Linked DNA regions of Homo sapiens: region 2 is linked to region 1. Evidence: read pairs that join two places in POLR2A ChIA-PET (ENCODE). Cell type or tissue: B cell. All regions are shown on one strand.

The links. ChIA-PET counts read pairs that join two places held together with the same protein. Peaks named below come from ENCODE experiments on the same cell type or tissue, not always from the same donor. Only the 100,000 strongest peaks of a DNase experiment are listed, where the experiment ranks them.
Region 2: POLR2A ChIA-PET joins it to region 1 with 7 read pairs; 2 of 35 experiments call an interaction of 5 or more read pairs at or near these places.

The regions. Positions count from the first base shown.
Region 1 is chr22:31,786,375-31,794,374 of GRCh38, forward strand. It overlaps DEPDC5 (DEP domain containing 5, GATOR1 subcomplex subunit), which reads left to right. Exons shown (of 43, transcript NM_001242896.3): 11 at 5,659-5,728; 12 at 6,371-6,443. Among named protein-coding and RNA genes, the nearest start is that of DEPDC5, 36 kb to the left of the region's middle. RefSeq lists an enhancer at 4,181-4,240. In B cell, no CTCF peak of the experiment used is centred here; DNase peaks (open chromatin) are centred at 3,977 and 6,467; H3K4me3 peaks cover 1,415 bases; H3K27ac peaks cover 2,619 bases.
Region 2 is chr22:31,582,508-31,590,507 of GRCh38, forward strand. It overlaps SFI1 (SFI1 centrin binding protein), which reads left to right. Exons shown (of 33, transcript NM_001007467.3): 13 at 1,368-1,465; 14 at 2,561-2,627; 15 at 6,940-7,070. Among named protein-coding and RNA genes, the nearest start is that of MIR7109, 35 kb to the right of the region's middle. RefSeq lists an enhancer at 1-104. In B cell, no CTCF peak of the experiment used is centred here; a DNase peak (open chromatin) is centred at 184.

The DNA of each region.
Region 1 (8,000 bases):
AAAACTTTGTCTCCACAAAAAATACAAAAAGTTAGCTGGATGTGGTAGCTAAAAAAAAAAAAAAAAAAAAAGGGAAAAAATTTTCCTTATGTTTAAAAGTTTTATTTTTATTTTATTTATTTATTCTTTTTGAGATGGAGTCTCACTCTGTTGCCCAGGCTGGAGTGCAGTGGTGCAATCTCAGCTCACTGCAACCTCCGCCTCCCAGGTTCAAACAACCTAAAAAAAAGAACTGAATTTTTTTTTAAGAGACAGGGTTTTGCTCTGTCCTGTCACCCAGGTTGGAGTGCAGTGGTACAATCATACTGTAACCTGAAATTCCTGTGCTCAAGGGATCCTCTTGCCTCAGCTTCTTGAGTGGTTGGGACTATAGGCATTTGCCAACACAGCCAGCTAAAATTTTTGTTTTTATTTTTGTAGAGACAGGGTCTCGTTTTGTTGCCCGGGCTACTCTTTAACTTTTGTTTTCAAGTGATTCTCCCACCTGCCTCAATTCTCCACCTGTTCAGTTCTCCTGCCTCACCCTCCTGAGTAGCTGGGATTACAGGTGCCCGCTACCATGCCCAGCTAATTTTTTGTATTTTTACTAGAGACAGGGTTTTACCATGTTGGCCAGGCTGGTCTTGAACTCCTAACCTCAGGTGATCCGCCTGCCTCGGCCTCCCAAAGTGTTGGGATTACAGATGTGAGCCACCGTGCCTAGCCTAAAAAGTTTTATAATTTTTTTTTTTGAGACAGGGTCTCACTGTCACCCAGGCTGGAGTGCAGTGGAGCGATCATGGCTCACTACAGCTTTGACCTCCTGAGCTCAAGTGATTCTCCTGCCTTAGCCTTAGTAGCTGAGACTACAGGCATTTGCTACCACACCTAGCTAATTTTTTGTGTTTTTTTATAGAGATGGGGTTTTGCCATGTTGCCCAGGCTGGTCTCAAACCCCTGAGCTCAAGCGGTCACCCACCTTGGCCTCCCAAATTGCTAGGATTACAGATAGAACCACCATGCCTGGCTGGGAAATTCATATAACCTTGAATTTGGCAGTGGTTTCTTAGATATAACACCAAAAGCACGGCATCCAAATTAAAAGCAGTTGAATCAGACTTCAAAATTAAAAACTTTTGTGCATCAACGGACATTGTCAAGAAAGTAAAGAGGCCAGACCTGCTGGCTCACACCTTTAATCCCAGCACTTTGGGAGGCTGAGGTGGGAGAATCGTGTGAAGCCAAAAGTTCGAGTAACCCAGACAACAAAACGAGACCCTGTCTCTACAAAAATAAAAATAGAAAAAAATTAGCTGGCTGCATTGGCAAATGCCTCTAGTCTCAGCTACTCAAGAGGCTGAGGCAAGAGGATCCCTTGATCACAGGAATTTGAGGTTACAGTATGATTGTACCACTGCACTCCAACCTGGGTGATAGGACAGAGCAAGACCCTGTCTCTTTAAAAAAAAAAAAAAAAGAAGAAGAAAAAAGAAGACAACCCACAGAATGGGAGAAAATATTATTTGCAAATTATTTTCTGATAAAAGTCTGTTATCCAGAAAATATGTAGAACTTCTGTAACTCAAGAACGAAAAGAAAAAACCCTAATTGACAAATGGGCAAAGGCTGCCCCATTCACCATGATGTGATTATTTCACATTACATGCCTGTATCAAAACATCTCATGTACCCCACAGATATTAAACACCTACTATGTACCCATAAAAATTAAAAAATAATTAAAATAATTAAAAAAACAAATGGGCAAAGGACTTGAATCAACATTTCTCTAAAGAATATACATGAATGTCCAACAAGTACATGAAAAGATGCTCAAGATCATTAGTCATTAGGAAAATGCAACCTAATACCACAATGAAATGCCACTTCACACCCACTAGGATGACTGTATTTTTTTTTTTTTTTTTTTTTTTTTTTGAGACAGAGTCTCGCCATGTTGCCCAGGCTAGAGTGCAGTGGCGCAATCATAGCTCACTGCAGCCTTGATCGCCTGGGCTCAAGCCATCCTCCCTCCTCAGCCTCCTATAGTAGCTAGGACTACAGGCATGTGCCACTATGCCCGGGCAATTTTTTTTTTTTTTTTGGTGGAAACTAGGTCTCACTATGTTATCCAGGCTGATCTCGAACTCCTGAGCTTAAGTGATCTTCCCACCTTGGCCTCCCAATGTGCTGAGATTACAGACGTGAGCTACAGTGCCTAGCCCATATTTTTTTTTGAGACAGAGTTTTGCTCTTGTTGCCCAGGCTGGAGTACAATGGTGTGATCTCGGCCCACTGCAACCTCTGCCTCCCGGGTTCAAGCAGTTCTCCTGCTTCAGCCTCCCGAATAGCTGAGATTACAGGCGCCCACCACCACGCCCATCTAATTTTTTTGTGTTTTTAGTAGAGACGGGGTTTCACCATGTTGGCCAGGGTGGTCTCGAACTTCTGACCTCAGGTGATCCGCCCGCCTTGGCCTCCCAAAGTGCTGGGATTACAGACGTGAGCCTCCGCGACTGGGCCCATATTCTTTATTTTATTTATTTATGTATTTTTAGAGACAGTCTCGCTCTGTCGCCCAGACTGGAGTGCAGTGCTGCGATCTCGAACATGGCTCACTGCAACTTCCACCTCCCAGGTACAAGCGATTCTCGTCCCTCAGCCTGCCAAGTAGCTGGGATTATAGGTGTGCGCCACCTTACCCTGCTAATTTTTGTATTTTTAGTAGTGATGTGGTTTCACCATGTTGGCCAGGCTGGTCTCGAACTCCTGGCCTTAAGTGATCTCCCCACCTTGGCCTCCCAAAGTGCCGGATTATGGGCCTAGCCCGTATTCTTGACAGCATTATTCATATTAGCTAAAAAGTAGGATAACACAAATAACAAATGTCTGTCAGCTAAAGCATAGATAAATAAAATGTATATCCATACAATGTAGTATTATTCTGCTATAAAGAAGAATGAAGTACTAACACATGCTACAGCATAGATGAATCTTGAACACATGTTAAGTGAGAGAAGCCAGACATAGTGGATCAAATACAAATCATAAGATCTTATTTATATGAAATGTCCAGAATAGGTAAATATATAATATAGAGATTAGTGGTTGCCAGGGACTGAGGGTGGGGAGTGACTGTTTCATCAGTTTGGGATTTCCTGTTGGGGTGATGAAAATGTTTTGGATCCAAATAATGGTGATAGTTATACAACATTGTGAATGTATTAAATGTCACGATGGCAATATTTATATGTATTTTGCCACAATTAAAAAATTATTTCATTCGATTATCTCACCTTGATTTCACATGAAAACATTTTGATGAAAAAGTATTTGAAGTCACATTATGTAGTGTAAAAGAGTAGAGTTTGGATTAAGGCAGACTGGGTTTTAAATGATCTCATCAGCTTGCTTTTTTTTTTTTCTTTTTTGATTAAGAGACAGAGTCTTGCTATGCTGCTTAGGCTGGTCTTGAACTCCTGGGCTCCAGGGATCTTGTCACTTCATCCTCCTCAGTAGTTGGGACTACAGGCGCAGGCCACCATGCCTGGCTGATTAGCTTTTTGGTCTCCAAGGATTAGTCTCTGAGGCTCCATTTCTTCAGCTGCAAAATGGAGATAATAATAGACCCTCTCACCACATCACTTATGAGTTGAGACACTCCATGCCCATATCAGCCCATTGTGAGCCCGTTGTGTTTTCCTGTATATCACTTGCACTAAAATTAGATAAGGGTGCTGATTTTGGAGCTCTTGGACTCCCGTGAATTAATTGGCAGTCAGTGAAGGTCTGCTGTTTCCTAGCACTCTGCTCTGGGTACTGTGGCTTGTATTTAGGAATTTCTGTCCACTTGAGATACATCCATGAAATGTACATTATATTATGTGCCTTATATAGTGAGTGTTGAATTCTGTAGTCACTAAGCATACTTAAGATAAAGATGGGGTTGGTCAGTATAGGCTGTTGTCTTCAGAGACCCAGGAGGAACTGAAACTGCGCTTGCTAGCTAACTGTTGCAAGCCACTTTTGATGTTCATCTGTAAACACCCTACTTCTAGGATATTGATCTCCAGACTCCATGGAAATGTTTATTCTCATTAGTCCCTGTCCCTGTCCAAAGGTAGTTCTTTGCCTTGGCTTATACCGCTGAGTCCAGAGCAAACCCCACCCTCATCCTATGAGACTAGTAGGGTGTGGGAGTGCCTTTGATTCTTAAATCCACCACCATGGGTGCTGTTCTTGTTCCCTAGACCACAATTCTGCAGAAATTAAAAAACACTGTAGGCCTGGCATTGTGGCTCACGCCTGTAATCCCAGCACTTTGCCAAGGCAAGTGGATCACTTGAGCCCAGCCTGGGGATTATGATGAAACCCTATCTCTCTTTTTTTTTTTCTTTTTTTTTTTTTTTTTGAGACGGAGTCTCGCTCCGTCGCCCAGGCTGGAGTGCAATGGCACAGTCTTGGCTCACTGCAGTCTCCACCCCCTGGGTTCAAGTGATTATCCTACCTCAGCCTCCTGAGTAGCTGCAATTTCAGGCGCGTGCCACATTGCCTGGGTAATTTTCCTACTTTTAGTAGAGATGGAGTTTCGCCATGTTGGCCAGGCTGGTCTCGAACTCCTGACCTCAGGTGATCCACCCGCCTCAGCCTCCCAAAGCACCGGGATTGCAGGTTTGAGCCACCACGCCCAGCCGAAACCCTGTCTTTATAAAAAATGCAAAAATTATCTGGGCCTGGTGACGCGTGTCTGTAGTCCAGCTACTCGGGAACTGGGAGACAGTCACCATTACTTAATGCTGATTTGCAGTTTTCCAATCACTTTCCACATTCCTGGCACTTTAGATAACTTTCCTAAAGTCACATAGTGGCAAGTTTCAGGTTCAGGACTCCATCTAGGGCTTCTGACTCCCAGCAGTGCTCTGTCCCCTGCACTGCAGCCTATAATTACCTGAAGCTATTCAATACTGTGCACTGCTGCTGAGCCACCTGGATTAAGAATATTATGTGCAGCTGGGCCTCACACCTGTAATCCCAGCACTTTGGGAGGCCGAGGCAAGCAGATCACTTGAGGCCATGAGTTCGAGACCAGCCTGGCCAACATGGTGAAACCCTGTCTCTACTAAAAATACAAAAATTACCCAGGTGGCCCACCTGTAATCCTAGCTACTCTGGAGGCTGAGGCAGGAGAATTGCTTGAACCTGGGAGGTGGAGGCTGCAATGAGCCGAGATTGTGCCACTGCACTCCAGCCTGGGCAACTGAATGAGACTGCCTCAAAAAAAAAAAAAAAAAAGGGCTGGGCACAGTGGCTCACACCTGTAATCCCAGCACTTTGGGAGGCCAAGGCAGGCGGATCACGAGGTCAGGAGATCGAGACCATCTTGGCCAACATGGTGAAACCGCATCTCTACTAAAAATACAAAAATTAGCTGGGCATGGTGGCGTGCGTCTGTAGTCCCAGCTACTTGGGAGGCTGAGGCAGGAGAATTGCTTGAACCCAGGAGGCGGAGGTTGCAGTGAGCCAAGATAGCGCCACTGCACTCCAGCCTGGTGGCAGAGTAAGACTCCGTCTCAAAAAAAAAAAAAAAAAAAAAAAAAAGAATATTATATGCATGCAGTCTGCTTCATAGTGAAGTAAATGAAACAAACTTCAACCCTGTTGTTCTCTACTCATGCTTAGGAGAAGAACTGTAGTCATGAAGTGACAGTGGTCCTGTTTTCTAGAACTTTCTATGATGCAAAATCTGTTGGTGAGTAACTATTTCTCTCCTACAGTTATGTTTTTGTTAAGCTTCCCCCAACCCCACCCCAGCCATTTCCTTTCATTTTTTTCCTCGTTGCACTTTTCCACCCTTCCCATCTTTTCTGTTATGGGGACAGTGTAAAAGGGAAAGTAGCACAGTCCGTTAGTGGATGCAAGAGGTCTGTGGGCTGTGATTCATCTTAAAACCAACTTAATAGATAGACAGTTGGCTGGGTGCAGTGGCTCACGCCTGTAATCCCACGACTTTGGGAGGCTGAGGTGGGCGGATCACCTGAGGTCAGGAGTTGAAAACCAGCCTGGCCAACATGGTGAAACCCCATCTCTACTAAAAATACAAAAATTAGCCAGGTGTGGTGGCATGCACCTGTAGTCCCAGCTACCCAGGAGGCTGAGAAAGGAGAGTCGCTTGAATTCAGGAGGTAGAGGTTGCAGTGAGCTGAGATCTTACCACTGCACTCCAGTCTGGGTGACAGAGTGAGACCTTGTCTCAAAAAAAAAAAAAAAAAAAAAAAAAAAGACAGTTATCTTTATTTTTTTGTGATGCAAATCTTTAACCCAGAAGAGGAAGCTGACAAAACTGAATTTCTCTTCTCAGCCTGAACTACATACTCCGTTTTCTCTATTTCAGATGAATTTCCTGAAATAAACCGAGCCTCAATTCGACAGGATCACAAGGGGAGATTCTATGAAGACTTTTACAAGTATGTTTGGGTGCTTTGCTATACTTTTTATTTATTTATTAGTTGTTTCTTTCCTAACTTAAAAATAAGTCAGCCTGGGCAACATGGCGAAACCCTGTCTCTACCAAAAATACAAAAAATTCGCCTCTTGTGGTCCCAGCTACTTGGGAGGCTGAGGTGGGAGGATCACTTGAGCCTGGGAGGTGGAGGTTGCAGTGAGCTGAGATCACACCACTGCACACCAACCTGGGAGAGAGTGAGACCCTGTCTCCAAAATAAATAAATAAATAAATAAATAAATAAACCTTTTAATTTTGTAATTGTAATGATTTTAGATTTACAGAGAAGTTTCAAAGATAACACAGTTCCTGCATGGTCTTTGCTCTGTTTCCTCTAATATTAACATTTCATAACCAAGTTACATTTGTCAAAACTAGGTTAACATTGGTACATTACTATTAAGGAAATTCAGATGTTTTTTAGATTTTAGCACTCGTACTTGCCGTCTCCAAGATATCATGTTGCATTTAGACCTTCTAAATGTTTTATTGTGAAAAATTTCAACATTCAGAGAAGAAGAGCAAATAATATAATGAGCCCGTATACCCAATACCTGAATTTAACAGTTATTATTTTGTCATATTTGATTCATCTGTTTTTTTCAGTGCCATTGACTAAGTAAATTATCAATATTGTAATATTTTATTTCTATACATATTCAAAAAAGGCATTTTTATATCTGACCACAATATCATGATCATGTTTAACGTTATTATTATTATTATTATTTTTTGAGACACAATTTCACTCTCTCGCCCAGGCTGGAGTGCAGTGGTCATGTAAGCTGACTGCAAACTCCGCCTCCCAGGTTCAAGGGATTCTCGTTTCTCAGCCTCCCGAGTAGCTGGGACTACAGGCGCCCGTGACCACGCCTGGCTAATTTTTTTGTATTTTTAGTAGAGATGGGGTTCGCCATGTTGGCCAGCCTGGTCTCAAATCCTGACCTCAGCTGATCCACCCACCTCGGCCTCCCAAAATGCTGGGATTACAGGCGGGAGCCACCATGCCTGGCTGACACCACTATCTAATTGAGATGATTATCAGATAGTAATAGTTACTGTTTTTACGGGACTTAGCATGAATGGGTTACTCTTCTAAGCACTTTACATGACTTGATTTATTTAAATATCACAGCATCCCTGTGGGATAGATACTGTTACCCCATTTTACAGATGTGGAAATTTGGACACAGAGTTTCAGTAACTTATCCAAAGTCCACACAATATTAAGTGGTGGAGCATGGACCTGACACAGTCAATCTAGTTCAGAGTCGATGCTTTTTGACCACTGTATTCCTCAACCTCATACAGATTATACTTTAAATTATTTGTTGATCTTTTGTTGGATCCTGTACCCCTAGGAGAATTTTATGAGAGTGATGGGCCATCTGCTGTACTGACACCTCCACTCATCCCCTTATGCAGATGAATTCTGCATTCCTCTAATTCAGTGAATTCCAGGAACCATGAGAGCTCTTCTGACTTAACAGTATATGCAGTTTTATCTGTATAATGAATA
Region 2 (8,000 bases), 200 kb before region 1:
TCCCAAAGTGTTGGGATTACAGGCGTGAGCCACGACACCCGGCCTATTATATTTTTTAATTGTGGTAAAAGATACATCACTTAAACTTTATCACCTTAACCATTTTTAAGTGTACAGTTCAGTGACATGTACATCCACATTGTGCAATCATCATCACTATTCATCTCTAGAACTTTTTCATCTTGCAAAATTGAAACTCTGTACCCATTTCCTCTTTCCTCAGCCCCTGGAAACCACCATTCTACTTTCTGTCTCTATAAATTAGATTATTCTAGAGACCTCATAGGTGGAATCATATAGTATTTGTCCTTTTGCAACTGGCTTATTTCACTTAGCATAATGTATACTTTTTAAAATGACTGCCTTTTTTTAAAAAAGGACAGGCCAGTTATTTTGTTTATACAATTTATTTATTATTATAATAATTATTGTTAGAGACAGGGTCTCACTCTGTCATCCAGGCTAGAGTGCAATGGTGTGATTGTAGCTCATCGTAGCCTCATCCTCCTGGGCTCAAGAGAATATCCTGCCTCAACCTCCTGAGGAGCTAGGACTACAGGTGCATACCACCATGCCTAGCCTTGTATAATTTTTTTTGTTGTTGTTTGTTTGTTTGTTTGTTTGAGATGGAGTTTCACTCTTGTTGCCCAGGCTGGAGTGCAATGGTGCCATCTCGGCTCACTGCAACCTCCACCTCCCGGGTTTAAGCGATTCTCCTGCCTCAGCCTCCCAAGTAGCTGGGTTTACAGGCATGTGCCATCACGCCCGGCTAATTTTGTATTTTTAGTAGAGACAGGGTTTCTCCCTGTTGGTCAGGCTGGTCTCAAACTCCCAAGAACTCAGGTGATCCACCCGCCTTGGCCTCCCAAAGTGCTGGGATTACAGGTGTGAGCTACTGCGCCCAGCCCAGTGTTTTATGTTATTGATTTATCTGATTGTTTCCTTTTGATATCATTTATATCATTTAATTTTCCTTTAGTCTACATGGTTCCTATAATCGTTACATCTGAGGGCTTGTTTAGATTGAAGTTAAACATTTATGCGAGACTACTTCATAGGTGGGAATATGCATTAAAATCAGTTTTAATTTCTAAAATGGCTTTCTAAAATGTCATTGTCTTCTGTGGGATTAGGAATAGCTTCTTCATCTAATTTCCATAGACTGGAAGAACCATCTTTTTGCCTTTTATGTTGGCCCAGAATAGCTCTATAGTTGAGCCCTCATTAATTTGTATGCCCACTGTATGTTGGCTGCTCCTAACTGAGGTCATTTCTGCTTTGGGGGAGCTCACAGTCTGTTGGAGTAAGGATTCACTGTTTTACCTTTCATCTCAGTACATTTCCATCTTCTTCCTCCCTTGCTTTAGCTGCTGCACAGGTTCTGGAACCTCTGGCGGTCTCAGATTGAGCAGAAAAAGGAAAGAGAGCTGCTCCCCTTACTGCATGCTGCCTGGGACCACTACAGGTAGGGACTCTGGTTTCATCCCTGGCTCTCAGGGACTTTGTGCCTCTGACTTACTGTTTTCCAGGAGTAATTGCTTGCCCTTCTATGCGTTAGTGTGGCAGATTCAGAAAGGCCTGCTGGGGTGGAGGTCCTGCTGTAAACCATTTGTTCCTGACTTTGGGTTTTTGGCTGATCAGATGGGAGATAGAATGAGCATATTTGCATTGGTTCTTGGCCACCATAGTCTGAAGTATGTGCCTGGTCGCTCACTGCCTTGGTCCTACAGGCATCAATATGTTCACAAGTTAGAATTCATGCATTGCTAGTGTTAAAGAGAAGGGTCAGGGACATTTGTGACTCAGTCTTAAAGTGTGCAGGGAATGTCCTCAATATTTTAGAGCTAGTCATTCAGTTAAATAAATAAAAACACTACATTTCTGTGAGGAAAACTCAGAATGTATAGGGTGGAAAGTATAAAGGGAAAAATAAAAGTTGCCTGGCCCCCTCCCTACAAGTAAGAGTAAGATCTTACTCCTCAGAAGGAAGCACTACGTATAAACTTTCTTGCTGCCAGAAATGTTCAATATGTCCTTCCTTTCTTTGCCCTCCTTTTTTCCTCTCCCCACAGTATAATCAACTTAATTTGCATAGTTTAGCTCCAATTTTGAAGCATTTTTTAATGAGTTAGTGAGAATCCCAATAATAAACTGACTCATTTAGAGTTATCAAGGCATATTATTCCAAACCCTGGTTTACAAAACCTAGTGTGAGAGGCAACATGTCGTGGACCCCCAGCGTTTGGCCATGAAACCAGAAAGTTCAGGATATCTAGGGGATTTCACACATATTTCCTAAATTCCAGAGCTACTGTGCTTTCGGTGGTCTAATTAGGTTTTACAAGAAAGTTGCAACATTTTAGGCAATCCACAGTCCAAAATCAGAGGTTGACAAATTTTATATTAGATATCAGGTTCTTATTGCCGTCTCTCCTAGAATGAAACTAGTAAGCCCATGGGGTGCCTTTAACTCACAGGAAGTAACTGTACCGCAATTTACCTGCCTTAAAACAAAGTTTTAAAAACTTGAAACCTGAAGGTGTTCTTCCTTTTGTTTCAGAATAGCACTGCTGTGCAAATGTATCGAATTGTGGCTACAGTATACTCAGAAGAGGCGGTACAAGCAGGTATGGAGTACTTTTTAGCAGATAGCTCTACTGGCTTACATTCTTGGACCCATTTGCTTTGGAAAGATTCTTGGAAAAGACCTATGCCAAGAAGTCTTATCGTTCTGCTTTGGAAGAGAGGGTGTTGAAAAAGCTCAAAGTCATTTCTTCCAGTTCCCACCTCTAATATCAGAAAGTCTGCATAACTCCCATTTCTTATCTGCTATGAAAATACAAGTTCTCTCTGAAAGTACTGAGCTCTTATCAGCCATTCACATCTTTACTCAAATTCATTTAGTCTCTGAGTTAGCCAGCCCTTCACCCAGTGGGACCTGCAAGAGGTACAGGGAGAGGTGCAGAGCATAAGTGCTGCATCCCAGTGCTAAACAGTGTGAGACACATGTCTCCCGGGGGTGGAGGATGTGAGGTCAGGACCACAAATAAGTAAAGGCAGATTGAGAAAGATAGATTCAATTCCATTTAAGAAATACTTATTGAGCAACTGCTGTTCTTCAGACACTGCACTAAGCACTGAGGATACAACTGTGATATAAAGTCAATAAAATTCCTGCTCTCCCAGGGCTCATACTTTAGCACCAGGGTGACAAATGAGTGTGACCTTACAAGCCCGTTCTACCAATTGGGAGTACCTGTCTGGAATGTTGAAGTGAGAAGGATTTCAAGGCCATATTTACACTCAGTGGGAAAGGGTTCAGTTGATGGCATCTGCCATTGTGAGAAGTGCCCCCTTTTTGGTCATCTCTGGCAGTGAAACAGAGGAAGACACAAACCAAACTCCTCCCAGTTATTTTCGTGCTGCCCACCCTACCCGTACCTCCATCTTCTGTTGGAGTCTAACAGGTGAATCTTTAGATTCACCTGTTAGCTAGTTCCCTATAGTTTGGGGATAGAATCCAAATTTTTAGCAAGGCCTACAAACTCCTTCGGGAGCTGGTCCCTGTCTGTTTCTCTCCCCTTTCCTGTTACCACTCTGTTCCTTCACAACTGCACTCTGACCAGTTAAGCTGCCAGTGGTTCCCTAAAGGTCCTCTGTGCCCTCCTGCTTCTCTTTGTACCTCCAGTTCTCTATTTCACACTCCCTTCCAGCTCAGATGTCACCTCCTCCCCCAGGCCAGTCCACCTCCACCCCTACCCCAGAGGCATAGCTTTATCAGAACATTCATCTTATAGTTGTTCACTGGCTTCTCTTTCCCCACAGGCTGTGAAGTCCTTTAGAGTACAGCCTGTCCCTTTTGCCTCCTTAGCCCACAGTGCTTGGCATGGGATATGTGCTAATATTTGGATGAATTAATGCACAGACCAACAAATGAACTGCTGTTGATTTCTTCAGAGTTTTTTTCCAAGGATGATCTAAGTCGATAGAGCTTGGATGCTACAGGGCATGGCCTCTTTTTGCGTCACTCTTGCCTCCTACACTTAAGAAATGCTAGAGTCACTGCATTCTTTGACATGCCTTTGGATTATGTTACTGGCTTTGAAAAGACATTGCCACTTGTTATCTTAAGTTCATGTAATACAAGTTCACCAGAATGCAGGAAAGCCTTTCAGAAAAAGACTATGAGTGTCAGAGTTGAAAGGTTGTATTTATTCAAGGTGGAGAGCAGAGGGTCTCTTTTATTTCCTTCCTGGAAAACGAGCACTCCCCTTGACACAGGGGCCCAACACTGGCGGACAGTCCAGGGTCAGCGTTTTCATCTCTCACACTGATCTAGCACGGCCTGCTTTCAAAGGTATAGCGGGTCTGAAAAATGGGAAGAGCACTGCTTAGTCATTCCTAAACCTTTAGCTAACAATCTGAATATCACCTCTTGGTATAGGTATCCCAGGAGCACATCAGATCTTTCTATTCTTAGACAAGATAAAAATATTATTTTTTGTGGGTTTCTTCCTTTTTAAAAAGTAACATACAGTCAGCCCTCTGTATCTGTGGGTTCCACATCCATAGATTCAACCAACCATGGATAAAAAATATTCAGAGGAAAAAAAGAGTAGTTGTGTCTGTACTGAACATATTCAGACCTTTTTTTCTTGTCATTAGCCCCTAAACAATATATAAACAATATAGCATAACAACTATGTACATAGCATTGACATTGTATTGGGTATTATGAGTAATCTAGAGATGCATACAGGAGGACTGTGTAGGTTATATGCAGATGCCAATTTATTTGTTTTGTTTTGTTTTTGAGACAGGTTTCACTTTGTCACCCAGGCTGGAGTACAGTGGCATGATCTTGGCTCACTGCAGCCTCACTCTCCCCAGGCTCAAGCGATTCTCCTGCCTCAGCCTCCCAAGTAGCTGGGACTACAGGTGCAAGCCACCACGCCCAGCTAATGTTTGTGTTTTGTTTTTTTTTTTGTAGAGGTGGGGTGCCACCATGTTACCCAGGCTGGTCTCAAACTCCCAAGCTCTGCCTGCCTCAGCATCCCAAAGTGCTGGGATTACAGGCATGAGCCACTGCACCCGGCCTGCTATACCATTTTATATAAGATACTTGAGTATCCATGGATTTTGGTATCTGAGAGGGGCCCTGGAACCAGTCCCCCACAAATACCAAAGGATGGCTCTTTGCAGAATGGCGAATGTTTGCTAACTGTTGAAGCTTGATGGTAGGGTCATGGGTATTCATTATACTGTCGGCTTCTACTTTTGTTTACATTTGAAAATGCCCATAATAAAAAATAGAAAAGCAATGTGTAGATATTATAGAAAATTTAGGAAGTATAAAAAGATATAAAGAAGAAAAAATAAAACCATTCATGACATTTGATGGGTAAGCCTGGTATCTCTCTTCCTCTGTTTGGGTAGGAGTGTATGTACCTATCTATTCACATACACATACATATGCATACTGATCCAATTATCTATTGCTATGTAAAAAATCACCCCAAACTCAGTGGTATAAGACAACAACCATTCTATTATGCTTTATGGATTATCAAAGATTGAGACAGGACTTAATGGGAATGGTTGGTTTCTGCTCCAAGATCAGCCTCAACTGAAAAGATTCTAATGGCAAGGGGTTAGAATTATCTAGACGTTTTCTTCACACACATCTAGATCCTGGATTAGAATGACTCAAAGACTGGGCTCAACTGGGAATGTTAACCAAAGAACCTGTGTATGACCTCTCTGTGAGGCTTGGGCTTCCTTACAGCATGGTGGCCTTGGGGTAGTCAGCTATCAGAGCTTCAAAATGAGTGTTCCAGTGAACAAGTCAGAAGCTCTGTGGCTCTTTGTATAGCCTCAGAACTCACACAGTGCCACTTTTACCATGTGCTATTGGTCAGAGCAGTCACTATCCCAGCCAGATTCAAGGGGAGGGAACATAGATCACTTCTCAGTGAAGGAGGAGCAAATAATTTGCAGCCATGTTTTTAAAACCTCTACACATTTGGGCTGGGCACGGTGGCTCATGCCTGTAATCCCAGCACTTTGGGAGGCCAAGGCAGGCAGATCGTGAGGTCAAGAGATCAAGACCATTCTGGTCAACATGGTGAAACCCTGTCTCTACTAAAAATACAAAAATTAGCTGGGCGTGGTGGCGCACGCCTGTAGTCCCAGCTACTCGGGAGGCTGAGGCAGGAGAATCACTTGAACCCGGGAGGCGGAGGTTGCAGTGAGCTGAGATTGTGCCACTGCACTCCAGCCTGGCAACAGAGTGAGACTCTGTCTCAAAAAAAAAAAAACAAAAAACAACAAAAAAAACAAAAACATAAAACCTCTATACATGCATATATGCTTTTTCCCCCCAAAGTTTTGGATCATGGAGACATATATGGTATATTCTTATGTCCATTGTCTGTCTTCCTACTGATGTATCAGTAAAATAGTAGACTTTTATAATTACATTAATGTGTATGACAAACACTATAAACAAAATCAAAAGATATATTATGGGGTGGGGAAATATTTAAGATTTATAACACATGACAAAGGACTAATAAATTGTTTAGGTTCAAAAACCCCATACATATCACTGAGTCAAATGCTAACAGACAGTGAAACAGGTAATGGGTATGAACACCTAAGCCAGGGGGAAGAGAGAGTGAGTGAGAGTGTGTGTATGTGTGTGCGTGTGTGTGTGTGTGTGTGTGTGTAGAAATGTTTAACTAATGTTTAAGTGAAAATTTTTTTACCTATCCTATTTCATTTTTCACCTAGCATATTGGCAAAGATAATAAATAATGATTCATCTTTTTCTCATTTTTATTATATAGGAAGCAATCCTCCCACAAGGGTGTGACCCTGAGAGGTCATGTTTAAAAAAAAAAAAGTTAAGTACAAAGGTTATTCATTCTTTTACTTTAGCTGCTACAGGCCAGAGCGGATGGTCATTTCCAGCAGAGAGCCCTGCCTGCTGCCTTCCACACATGGAACAGACTCTGGCGATGGCGCCACCAGGAAAATGTCCTCAGTGCAAGAGCAACACGTTTCCACAGGTATGTTGCGCAGCTCCTGTCTGCACTGGGGCAGGTGTTTCAAATCTAACTCTGACAACCACACAGCCCATTTGCTGTGCTTTTCAGCTTCCCAGACCCCAGGCCCTAGTACTTCCTGGATTTTCAGTAATGTGGGCTCATTGATTTCATCTAGCAGGAAAAGACAAGACAGTGTTTCCCCTGGGAAATCTTTTGTCCATCTTTATTTATTTATTTTTTTTGTGTGTGTGTATATATGTATTTATTAAAAAAAATGTGTAGTGTTTAATCTGAACAGCCAGTGGCTTAGTCAAGTTAACATATACATGAAGAGACTTATTATGAGGAATTGACTTACACTATTATGGAGGCTGAGAAGTTCCATGACCTGCCATCTGCAAGCTGGAGACTCAGGAGAGTGGGTAGTGCAATTCCAGTCTGTGTCCAAAGGCCTGGGAACCAAGGGGCCTCGAGGTGTAAATCCCAGTTGAAGGGCAGGAGAAGATGAGATGAGATCTGCCCACGCAGGCAGGCAGGAAGCAAAAGGGGCAGATTCTTTCTCCTTTTGTTCTACTCAGGCCCTCAAGGGGTTGGCTGAGGCCCCCGTACATTAGGAAGAGAAGTCTGCTCTACTGAGCCCACAGATTCAAATGCTTGTCTCATCTGCAAACACCCAGAAACACTGTTTAATCTGGGCACCCAGTGGCCCAGTCAAGTTGACACATAGAATCCACCACCATGGAGTAGAGAGAAGTCACAGAATCAGACTGCTTGGGTTCAAATCCTGGCTCTGTTCTGTGACCTTGGCCAAGGTACTCAAATGACCAATTCTCTAGTTTTCTCATCTCTGCAGTGGGGGAGTAATAGTGCTTACCTCAAAGGGTTATTCAGATTTTGGTAATTGGCTGTTGAGCTATTCAGATTTTCTAATTCTTATGTCAATTAATCATT